Linked DNA regions of Homo sapiens: region 1 is linked to region 2. A link is a loop called in an ENCODE intact Hi-C map of the cell type or tissue named here. Cell type or tissue: heart left ventricle. All regions are shown on one strand. Links, peaks and the distances in the headings refer to the core of each region. The heading gives the core; the rest is flanking DNA. Region 1 overlaps POGLUT2 (protein O-glucosyltransferase 2). Region 2 overlaps BIVM (basic, immunoglobulin-like variable motif containing).

Region 1 (5,383 bases), core at 142-5,141, 49 kb before region 2:
GAGCCAAGATTGTGCCATTGCACTCCAGCCTGAGTGACAGAGTGTGACTCTGTCTAAAAAAAAAATAGGCAAGTAACAACAACAAAAATTTGATATGATTCCATTTATATCAATTTCAAAATAGGCAAGAGTAAACTCTACTGCTTAGGGAAGTGTATGTAGGTGGTAAAACTAAAAAGCAAGAAAAAGATTATCACAGCCATCATGTTTGTGGTTACCTGGGAGCAGAGAGGAAATGTGATAAGAGGAGGCACTGTGGTCACCTCTAAGCAATGTTCTATTTCTGAACCCGAGTGGAAATGTCGAAGAAAAACCAGAGCTGGACGATAGTTAAAGTGGTAAAAAAACAGATGTTATTCAGGACTATTGCAACAGGGGAAAAGACACTTCAGTATAGGATTGGACTCAATTCTGAATACAGCATGGTTAAATGGGCATTTATAGCCAAGGAGCAGGGTAGGGAGTCAGTGGATGGAAAATTACTAAGAGGAAATGCATCAGGGTGACAGAGATTCTGGTTAAATAGACCAAATGGGATTCTAGCTGAAAACAGGCCAGCACGATCAGACATGACCTGGGGGATGGTAGAGGATGAGGAAGCAGATTAGATATAAAGTGTGGTCACATATGGAGGGTGGGGGATTTTTGTGAAACTGACTTAGCAGGGTTCTTGCTAAAATTGAATTTTATAAGGCAGTGCACAGATAGGCCTACGACAAGGTTCAGGAGGCTGATGAAAGGATGGTGATATGGTCTGGCTGTGTCCCTACCCAAATCTCATCTTGTGGCAGGCCAGGTCTCACTAACGCAGGCCTCCATACAACAGTTTCAGTACTGACTGAGTGGTTAAATTAAATGTTAAAAGCCAGCGTCCTTATACAAAGGCTGGAATGTAACAACAGCCCAACAAGAGTTTTGCCTAGGCCTTTCCTGAACCTTAAAGCATGATAAAACAAGTTTTACTGGGGGCCTGAAGAAACTCCCAAGGCCTCCATAAACTAATTTATTGGGAGTCTGAAGGAAATCCCTAAACCTTCGTGATTTAGTAGGAGACAAGATAAGGGTAATCACCCCAGCACCTGGACTCATTTAGATTAAGTACATTTACTGAGGCTCCAGAGAAAGGTCTTCAAGACTCAGACCTTAGTTACAGATTAAAAGAAGTTAATCACTTATGTGTTTAGATGAATGCATACTTAAATATAGACATATAGCTTGGAAGGTATATAGGCTCTGGAAAACTTTGTAATTTTCAGTTGGTCTGGTGATAATTTCCAGGCCTTCTCCCTGTAGCTGGTTACAGAAATAAAAACTCTCTTCCTCCCCAGTTCATCTGCATCTTCTTATTGGGCCACGAGAAATAGTAGCCTGACTCTCAGTTTGGTCTGGGAACAATCTTGAATTGTAGTTCCCGTAATCCCCATGTGTCATGGGATGGATCCAGTGGGAGGTAATTGAATCACGGGGGCAGTTACCCCCATGCTGCTGTTCTCAAGATAGCGAGTGAGTTCTCACAAGATCTGATGGTTTTATAAGGGGCTTTTCTCCCTTTGTTCAGCACTTCTTCCAGCTGGCATGTGAAGAAGGATGTATTCACTTCCCCTTCCACCATGATTGTAAATTTCCTGAGGCCTCCCAGCCCTGTGGAACTGTGAGTCAATTAAACCTCTTTCCCTTATAAATTACCCAGTTGTGGGTATGTCTTTTATTAGCAGCGTGAGAATGGACTAATACAGTAAATTGGTACTGCAGAGAGTGAGGTGCTGCTGTAAAGATACCCAAAGAATGTGGAAGTGACTTTGGAACTGGGTAACAGGCAGAGGCTAGAACAGTTTGGAGGGCTCAGAAGAAGACAGGAAAATGTGGAAAAGTTTGGAACTTCCTAGAGACTTGGAGGGCTTAGAAGACAGAAAGACATGGGAAAGTCTGGAACTTCCTAGAGACTTGTGGAATGGCTTTGACCAAAATGCTGATTGTGATATGGACAATGAAGTCCAGGCTGAGGTGGTGTCAGATGGAGATGAGAAACTTGTTGGGAACTGGAATAAAGATGATGCTCGATATACTTTACCAAAGAGGCTGGCAGCATTTGGCCCCTGCCTTAGAGATCTGTGGAACTTTGAACTTGAGAGAGATGATTTAAGGTATCTGGCAGAAGAAATCTCTACATGGCAAAGCGTTCAAGAGGAAGCAGAGCATAAAAGTTTGGAAAATTTTCAGTTTGACAATGTAACAGAAAAGAAAAACCCATTTTCTGGGGAGAAATCCAAGCTTGCTACAGAAATTTGCATAAACAAAAAGCCCAATGTTAATCATTAAGACAATGGGGAAATGTCTCCAGGGCATGTCAGAGACTTTCAAGGCAGCCTCTCCTATCACAGGCCCAGAGGCCTAGGAGGGAAAAATGGTTTTGGGGCCAGGCCCAGGGCCCCCTGCTGTGTGCAGCCTAGGGACTTGGTGGCTTGTGTCCTAGCCACTCTAGCTGTGGCTGAAAGGAACCAAGGTACAGCTTGGGCCATGGCTTCAGAGGGTGCAAGCCCCAAGCCTTGGCAGCTTACATATGGTGTTGAGCCTGCGGGTATGCAGAAGTCAATAATTGAAGTTTGGGAACCTCTGCTTAGATTTTAGAGGATGTACGGAAACACCTGGATGTTCAGGCTGGTTTGCTGCGGGGGCACAGCCCTCACTGCTAGGGCAGTGTGGAAGGGAAATGTGGGGTTGGGCCCCACACAAGAGTCCCCACTGGGGTAGTGCCAAGTGGAGCTGAAGAGGGGCACTGTCCTCCAGATCCAGAATGAGAGATCCACCAACAGCTTGCAGCTTGCACCTAGAAAAGCCGCAGACACTCAATGCCAGCTGTGGAAGCAGCTGGGGTGAGGGGCTGTGGCCTGCAAAGCCACAGGGGTAGAGCTGCCCAAGGCTGTCGGAGCCCACCTCTTGCATCAGTGTGACCTGGATGTGAGATATGGAGTCAAAGATTATTTTGGAGCTTTAAGATTTGATTACTGCCTTGTTGGATTTGGGGCTTGCATGAGGCTTATAGCCCCTTTGTTTTGGCCAATTTCTCCCATTTAGAACAGGTATATTTACCCAATGCCTGTACCTCCATTGTATCTAGGAAGTAACTAACTTGTGTTTGATTTTACAGGCTCATAGGTGGAAGAGACTTGCCTTGTCTCAGATGAAACTGTGGACTTGGACTTTTGGGTTAATGATGAAATAAGACTTTGGGGAACTGTTGGGAAGGCATGATTGTGTTTTGAAATGTGAGATGTGAGATTTGGGAGGGGCCGGGGTGGAATGATATGGTTTGGCTGTGTCCCCACCCAAATCTCATCTTGAATTGTAGTTCCCATAATCCCCACATGTTGTGGGAGAGACCTGGTGGGAGGTAATTGATTTATGGGGACAGTTACCTTCATGCTGTTCTTATGATAGTGAGTGAGCTCTCACGAGATCTGATGGTTTTATAAGAGGCTTTTTTCCCTTTGCTTGGTGCTTTCTCCTTGCTGCCATGTGAGAAAAGACTTGTTTTCTTCCGCTTCTGCCATGATTGCAAGTTTCCTGAGGTCTCCTGAGCCCTGTGGAACTGTGAGTCAATTAAACCTCTTTTCTTTATAAATTACCCAGTCTCAGGTATGTCTTTATTAGCAGCGAGAGAATGGACTAATACAGGTGGTCAAGCAAAGAATCTTTGTCAGTGATTACATGGATGTTTTCTTATAATTAAATTGCAGATATATGTTTAAATTGCAGATATATGTTTTATATTCTTCTGTATGTCTATTTCAAAATTCAAAATAATTTAGAAAAAATTATTTGACTGGAAGATGAATGGAAGAGAGAATATTAGGTAAAGGAATTTGTAGAATATGATATATGGTTCAGTGTTCAGATTTTTAGTTCTTTTTAAATTCTTTTAACTGCATTTCAAAGTGATTTTCATTCATTCATTTACTCATTGTGTTAATGCCATTTTTGTGTTGCTATAAAGAAATACCTGAGGCTGGGTAATTTCTAAAGAAAAGAGATTTATTTTGGTTCATCGTTCTGCAGGCTGTATAGGAAGTGTGGTGCCAGCATCTGCTTCTGGAGAGGGCTTCAGGAAGCTTCCAATCATGGTGGAAGGCAAAGTGGAGCCAGGGTATCAGGTGGCAAGAGAGGGAGCAACACAGAGAGAGGGGGAGGTGCCACACCTTTTAAAACCACCAGATCATGTGAACTCACAGTGAGAACTCACTTGTCACTGCAAGGATGGTGCCAGGCCATTCATGAGGGATCCACCCCTAAGATACAAACATCTCCCACCGGGCCCCACCTCCACCACTCAGAATTACATTTCAACATAAGATTTGGAAGGGACAAACATCAAAACCATATCACCCATTAGATATTTATTCAGTCTTTCTAGTTGCTGGCACTCTATTAGACGTTAGGACTACCCAGAAGAAAGGCCTGGTCTCTGAGGTCATGGCACTTAAAATCTAGTAAGGATAAAATATGTGCTGAAGGATGTGTAAGCCGGTTGAAGAAAAGAGGGCCAAGACATTCCAGGACAAGGGAAAGGCAAGAGCCAGGAAGGTAAGGACACAGGCATTGACAGAACTGGGAGAGGACTCGTTCTTCCAGAGGACAGTATTGATACTAGAAAGTGCTGAGAGATTTGACTAAAGATGCAGGTAGAGGCCATCTAATGACTGGCCTTGTACGAAGTATTAGCTAGAATTAAGTTTGGCTGAATACCCACAATAATATGGGCTTAAAAGGAGACAGGGGTTCATTGCTTTGTCATTTAAAACCAGTCTGGGCAGGTGGTCTGGGCTGCTGTGCATTAAGGACCCAGATTCTCTCTGTTTTTACTGCTCTCTGTTCCAAACACGGCTAATAATTAGCACAACGTAGTCCTTTAAAATAAAGGTGGTTTTATTATAAAATTCTAAAAATGTACTTTAAAGTACAGTCATGAGAATACTGCATAAGTAGAAATGTGTCTTCATACTGCAAACAATCACACAGATTTTATATTGTCCATGGAATTAATACTTAAAAAAATTCTTCTTTTTAGTTAAGAAGAGTCTTCAGAGCACCATTATTCTAATAGAAGTTATTTTGCATATCAGAGTTCATCTTTGGTCTGCAATTAAGAAGCAAAATATTTAGAGCTATCAAGAAGTCTTACACAAGTGAAGAAGACTTACATTCGTTAATTATTTTCCTGTAAAGATGAGAGGGAGCCAAGCTGCTGCTAGAGGCTTTTAGGGCTTGGGACTATTTCCAGAGGCCCAGAGTCAGCTAAGGGTAAAATCACATTGTGTTTCATAGCCTACTGATAAGGAACCCAAACATCCATGGGCTGTACTACTGTAAAGGCCTCATGTTATGA
Region 2 (5,383 bases), core at 246-5,245:
TTGCACCAGGCAAGTCCAGACTCATTTTTTTAATCAGCTAGCTTGAAAATTGCATTTATATTCATGTATTTAGTTTTTTCTAGTGGGTATTGCAGTTCATAACTTTTGCTTAACAGAGAAGACCCGTCTCTGGCCTCATTCCTGTATAACTCACACATCGCTTCACCATGATTGTTGTTACCAGCTTACTGAAGCACCTCAGTACATCTCCGGTGGACAATACATTAGTATTCTGTTTTCCTCATGTACTGGTTTTCTCCAATTAATATTAGACACAAATAATAAATCTCTTGAACATGCAGTGCTAACATACCCCTTTCCTCTTTAGGAGCTGTTTGGTGCTTGCTTACAGCATAAACTGCTTAGTGTCATTCCAAGCTGACACAAATTGGCCTTCCCCTGCTGTCCTCCATGTACCAGTTGTATTTAAGATGTCAGGGGAAGCTGGCATAGTGGCTCACGCCTGTAATCCCAGCAGGTTGGGAGGCCGAGGTGGGTGGATTCCTTGAGGCCAGGAGTTTGAGACTATCCTGGCCAACATAGTGAAACCTTTTCTCTACTAAGAATACAAAAAATTACCTGGGCATGGTGGCGTGCACCTGTAATCCCAGCTACTTGGGAGGCTGAGGCACGAGAATTGCTTGAACCCGGGAGGTGGAGGTTGCAGTGAGCTGAGATTGTGCCATGCACTCCAGCCTGGGCATCTTTTTTTTTTTTTTTAAAATAAAAAAGATGTCAGGGGAATAAGGACCTTGCAGAGTAATGTTAGATTGCTGGATTACCTATCAGAGTTTCAGAAGCTATTCTTGTCTTTGAAGGTGTAAAAATATACTCTATAAGTTCTTATGGAGTTATCTAGCATTCCTCTATAGATGATCAGGGTCTACAGGACAAGCTCATACTAAGCAAACTCAGAATGTCAGAATGTTAACAGAGTAACTTGAAGTAAGAAACATAATCTCAAAGGGACCAGAATTCTCTTATTGGCTGCTCAGAATACCTGCTCTTCTCCATGCAGCAGGCCAGTGGATTCCTGTAGTTTTTTTCTCCTTTCTCTATGCCGTGCAGATCATGGCTCTGCATTTGGTGGTGGTTGCTTTGTTGCTTAAGTTTCAGATTTTAAAGCTATACTGAAGTACAGACTCAACTTCATTCTGAATTTAGCTTCCCTCAGTAATACATTTGTGTCTTCTCATACACAGAATTACTTTCTTGGACAACTACCTTAATGTGTTGAATGCTGTATTTACTGGCTCGGCACAGTGGCTCACACCTGTAATCCCAGCACTTTGGGAGGCTGAGAGGGGCGGGACACTTGATTTTGGGAATTTGAGACCAGCCTGGCCAACATAGTGAAACCCCGTCTCTACTAAAAATACAAAAATTAGCTGGGCGTGGTGGTGAGTGCATGGAATCCCAATTACTTGGGAGGCTGAGGCATGAGGATTGTTTGAACCGGGGAGGTAGAGGTTGCAGTGAGCCGAGATCATGCCACTGCACTCCAGCCTCGGCGACAGAGCAAGGCCCTGTCTCAAAAAATAAAATAAAATAAAATAAATAATTAAATAAATGCTGTATTTACTATCTTTTATTTCAGAGGGTGATCTTTTTCTTATTTTGGCCTGAAATTGTTGGATTGTCCCACAGTAGGCTCCTCTATACCATCCTACCCTGTATTCTATAAACTAGATCACGGGCTGTTCCCTGAGTATATTCCTTTTCCCCAGTGGTTTTGTTTTCTCCTAATGCTCTTTCCTCTGTCTAGATTGTTGAAATCCTGACACTTCATTAAGTTTCATCTTGAATGCTACTTCTTCTTGACTCCTCAAACCTGATGTGCTCTTTCTCCTTTGAATTCTATGCCCCTTTTGTGGCACTATCTTATTCCACCTTATATAAAAGTTACTTGTTCCATCTTCCCTACTAATGCACTTGAGGGACCGTGCATCACTCCTTGGCTCTCTTCTGCGGCCGTGGACCTGCTGCTCTTAGTGGTCTTCAGCTATTTCAGTGGCCAGAAAGTCGATCACTGAAACTATGACTTGCAAGCTTTCATCTGCTTCATCTATTTTTAGGATTTCTAGTTTTAATGGGCTGTTTATGAATAAATAATTTAGCTTCTTCTAGGACATGCCAGTTAATGAAACCTCAGTTAATGGCTTTGAGTACTAAGTGCTGGTGAAAAGTCATTTCTTATGGTAATACTTTTGAAATTGACCACTATTATAGTTATGGCAAATGTCCAGGGAAGAGTGGGCATAAGAGGTTGTGGTGGTACTACCAGCCTGTCTCTGTAGAGATGTTATCTTGTCACTTGGCTTGTGAAGACTACTCCTCTAGCCTCCATAAGTTTTGTGTAAAGATTAAAGTGTGTGTAGAAAAATCTGGGTTCTTATCACACAACAAGGAAAGATTAGGCTCACAGATACTTTGAAGGGTGAAGGGGAACAGAATTTATTGGGTGAAAAGGAAAAAACTCAGCAAAGCGAGAAGGGTTCCTGCTAACAGGCCCCCATCTCACAGATTGAATCCCAGGTTGCCACACAGGGACAGGAGAGGCCAAGGTCCTCCCCTCTGCAAACAGCGGGCACTTCCTGAGGCCCAACCCCATCCTCCCAGCACGCAGGCCAGCTGGAGATTCTCCAGGAAGCCGTTTTTACTTGGCTGTCTCATTAGTAGGAGAAGTTTGCATTTTTAGAACTTGATTATTACCTGGAGTTTATTTTTATTCATATACATCAGTAGTTTTTTAAGTTGGGATGTGTGTACTGCATATATATTAGAACTTCTATATTTTAACCTAATTTTAAATTCCAACTTTTTGTATATCTTTTATAAAGACATATTAGTACAGTGGTATATGTATATACTTTATAAATGCATGTGCTAACATTGGGCATGCTTGTTCAGAATTTTAAGTGACAGCTGTGTACAACCAGAAAAGTTGAAACCATTGCTGAATACACTAGGTAAATTTCATAGACAAGTATGTGTGTTATTAGAAGGTTTTGGTAAGCAAGGACATATTTTAGTTCTTTAGTTTGCTAATGAGCTTACCTGAATTTCAGTTTAAAGAGTAAAACAGAATACATTTATTAACATTTTTTGTACCTATCAATAGCTTCTTGTTTTTCCCCAGCAGTGTCAGTGTATTCCAAGTAATGTCTTTTCTGTCCTTAAGCCCTTAACCGGTCCTTTGTGTAAAGCATGGACACTGCTTTATGGGCTTTCAGTTTGTGTGTTTGTTTGTTTTTAATAGCTTCAGGGGCCCTGTCAAAGTTAACCCGTGGATTGAAAGATGAATCGCTGGCTTATATCTATCATTGCCAAAATCATTATTTTTGTCCAATTGGCTTCGAAGCAACCCCTGTTAAAGCTAATAAAGCATTCAGGTAAGCATTGACGTGTTTTAGAAAGTGCATTTTAAGAAATATTAAAAAATAGATGGGTGCGGTAGCTCACGCCTGTAATCCTAGCACTTTGGGAGGCCGAGGTGGGCGGATCACGAGGTCAGAAGATCGAGACCATCCTGGCTAACACGGTGAAACCCCGTCTCTACTAAAAATACAAAAAAAAAAAAAAAAAAAAAATTAGCCGGGCGTGGTGGCAGGCGCCTGTAGTCCCAGCTACTCGGGAGGCTGAGGGAGGAGAATGGCGTGAACCCGGGAGGCAGAACTTGCAAAAAAAAAATTAAAAAAATTAAAAAATATTCAAAGTCTGTGATATTGGGAGGCTTGGCCATCTGCTTTCCTGACATCAAGTTAGACTATTCTTTAAACATTATGACTTATTCTTCTGCAGAATTGCATTTAGTTAATTGTGCTGTTGAAAATATCCATTTAGATACTGTTGTTCAGTCATTATAGGAAAAAGTCATTTGAAAAGTCACTTGTTTTTCTCTTAGAGACAGGGTCTCACTCTGTCATCCAGGCTGGAGTGCAATGGTGTAATTATAGGTCACTGCTGCCTCAAACTCCTGGCCTCAAGCAATCCTTCTACCTCAGCCTCCTGAGTGGCTAGAACTACAGGCATGCACCACCATGCCCAGCTCATAAAATTTTTTAATTTGTGTTTTCTATAGAGACGGGGTCTTGCTATGTTGTGCAGGCTGGTCTCAAACTCCTGGCCTCAAGTGGTCCTTATTCCTGGGCCTCCCAAAGTGCTGGGATTACAGGTGTGAGCCACCACACCCTTCCTGAAAAGTAATTTTTACATTTATTATAAAACAGTTGCAAAGGATTTTATAGACTATGTCACAGTGCCTCATCCAACGTCCCACATGAACAATATATTACAGAATCTAGTGTCAAGAAGATTGTCACAACTGAGTAAATTAAAAAGCATCTTCTTTTCTTAAAGTGAAGAATATGGAATTTGTCTGGGTTCCCCCTTTGTCCTGATTGCAAGGAAGCTCTGAGCCAATTTTTATTTCCAATGTCAGAAACTACATGACTTTCATGGTTATATTTCTTTTTTGCCTAATCTAGAGTTTCTGTTTTATTAACTATATAACTTTACTGGTAAACTTGCATCTTTGTGGAAGAGATGATCCCTAAGAAAGAGAAGGTGACTAAGTTTTAATGGTTTTTTTCCTGTTTAGCCACTTTTCCTTATGATGGGTTGAGATAATACCAGGATGGTTGAAAGCCAAGGGAGAAGTATCTAGTTAAGAATTGGTGGGTGGGGTGCAGTGGTGTAATCCCAGCATTTTGGGAGGCTGAGGCAGGCAGATTGCTTGCACCCAGGAGTTCAAGACCAGCCTGGGCAACATAGTGAGACCCTGTCTCTTAAAAAAATACAAAAGTTAGCTGAGTGTGTTGGTATGCACCTGTAGTCCCAGCTACTTGGGAGGCTGAGACGGGAGGATCGCCTGAGCTGAGAACATGCCACTGCACTCCAGCCTGGGCAACAGAGCGAGATCCTTTCTGTAAAAAAAGAAAGAAAGAAAGAAAGAATTGGTGAAAACACAAGCCATGAGTACTTTGAGCAAAGGGATTGGCTTGGTCATGGGGATAGGATGGGTTTTTTTTTTTTTTTTTTGAGACAAGGCCTTGCTGTGTTGCCCAGACTGGAGTGCAGTGGTGAGATCATAGCTCACTGCAGCCTCGACCTCCTGGGCTTAAGTGATCCTCCCACCTCAGCCTCCTGAGTAGCTGGAACTACAGGTACACACCACCATACTTGGCTAATTTTGAGATGGGGTTTCAGGGTTTCACCATGTTACCCAGGCTGGTCTTGAACTCCTGGGCTCCAGTGATCTGACCATGTCAGTCTCCCAAAGTGCTTGGATTATAGACGTGAGCCACCACACCCAGCCAGGATGGGTTATTTGGGGCTGGAGGCCATGTGGCTTTGGAGTCCCACTCAAAGGCCCCTCGGGTTT

The links. A loop is a pair of places that touch in the nucleus more often than their neighbours do. Peaks named below come from ENCODE experiments on the same cell type or tissue, not always from the same donor. Only the 100,000 strongest peaks of a DNase experiment are listed, where the experiment ranks them.
Region 1: a loop joins it to region 2, with 6 times the contacts of the local background. A loop is called at or near these places in 49 of 110 quality-filtered maps.

What each region holds. Positions count from the first base shown.
Region 1 is chr13:102,779,379-102,784,761 of GRCh38, forward strand. It overlaps POGLUT2 (protein O-glucosyltransferase 2), which reads right to left. Exons shown (of 10, transcript NM_024089.3): 10 at 4,903-5,134. The coding sequence ends at 5,117. Among named protein-coding and RNA genes, the nearest start is that of TEX30, 8.3 kb to the left of the region's middle. In heart left ventricle, for the core only: no CTCF peak of the experiment used is centred there; no DNase peak of the experiment used is centred there; H3K27ac peaks cover 518 bases.
Region 2 is chr13:102,828,306-102,833,688 of GRCh38, forward strand. BIVM (basic, immunoglobulin-like variable motif containing) reads left to right here. Exons shown (of 11, transcript NM_017693.4): 8 at 3,260-3,392. It overlaps BIVM-ERCC5 (BIVM-ERCC5 readthrough), which reads left to right. Exons shown (of 23, transcript NM_001204425.2): 6 at 3,260-3,392. Among named protein-coding and RNA genes, the nearest start is that of ERCC5, 15 kb to the right of the region's middle. RefSeq lists a silencer at 5,041-5,240. In heart left ventricle, for the core only: no CTCF peak of the experiment used is centred there; a DNase peak (open chromatin) is centred at 2,608.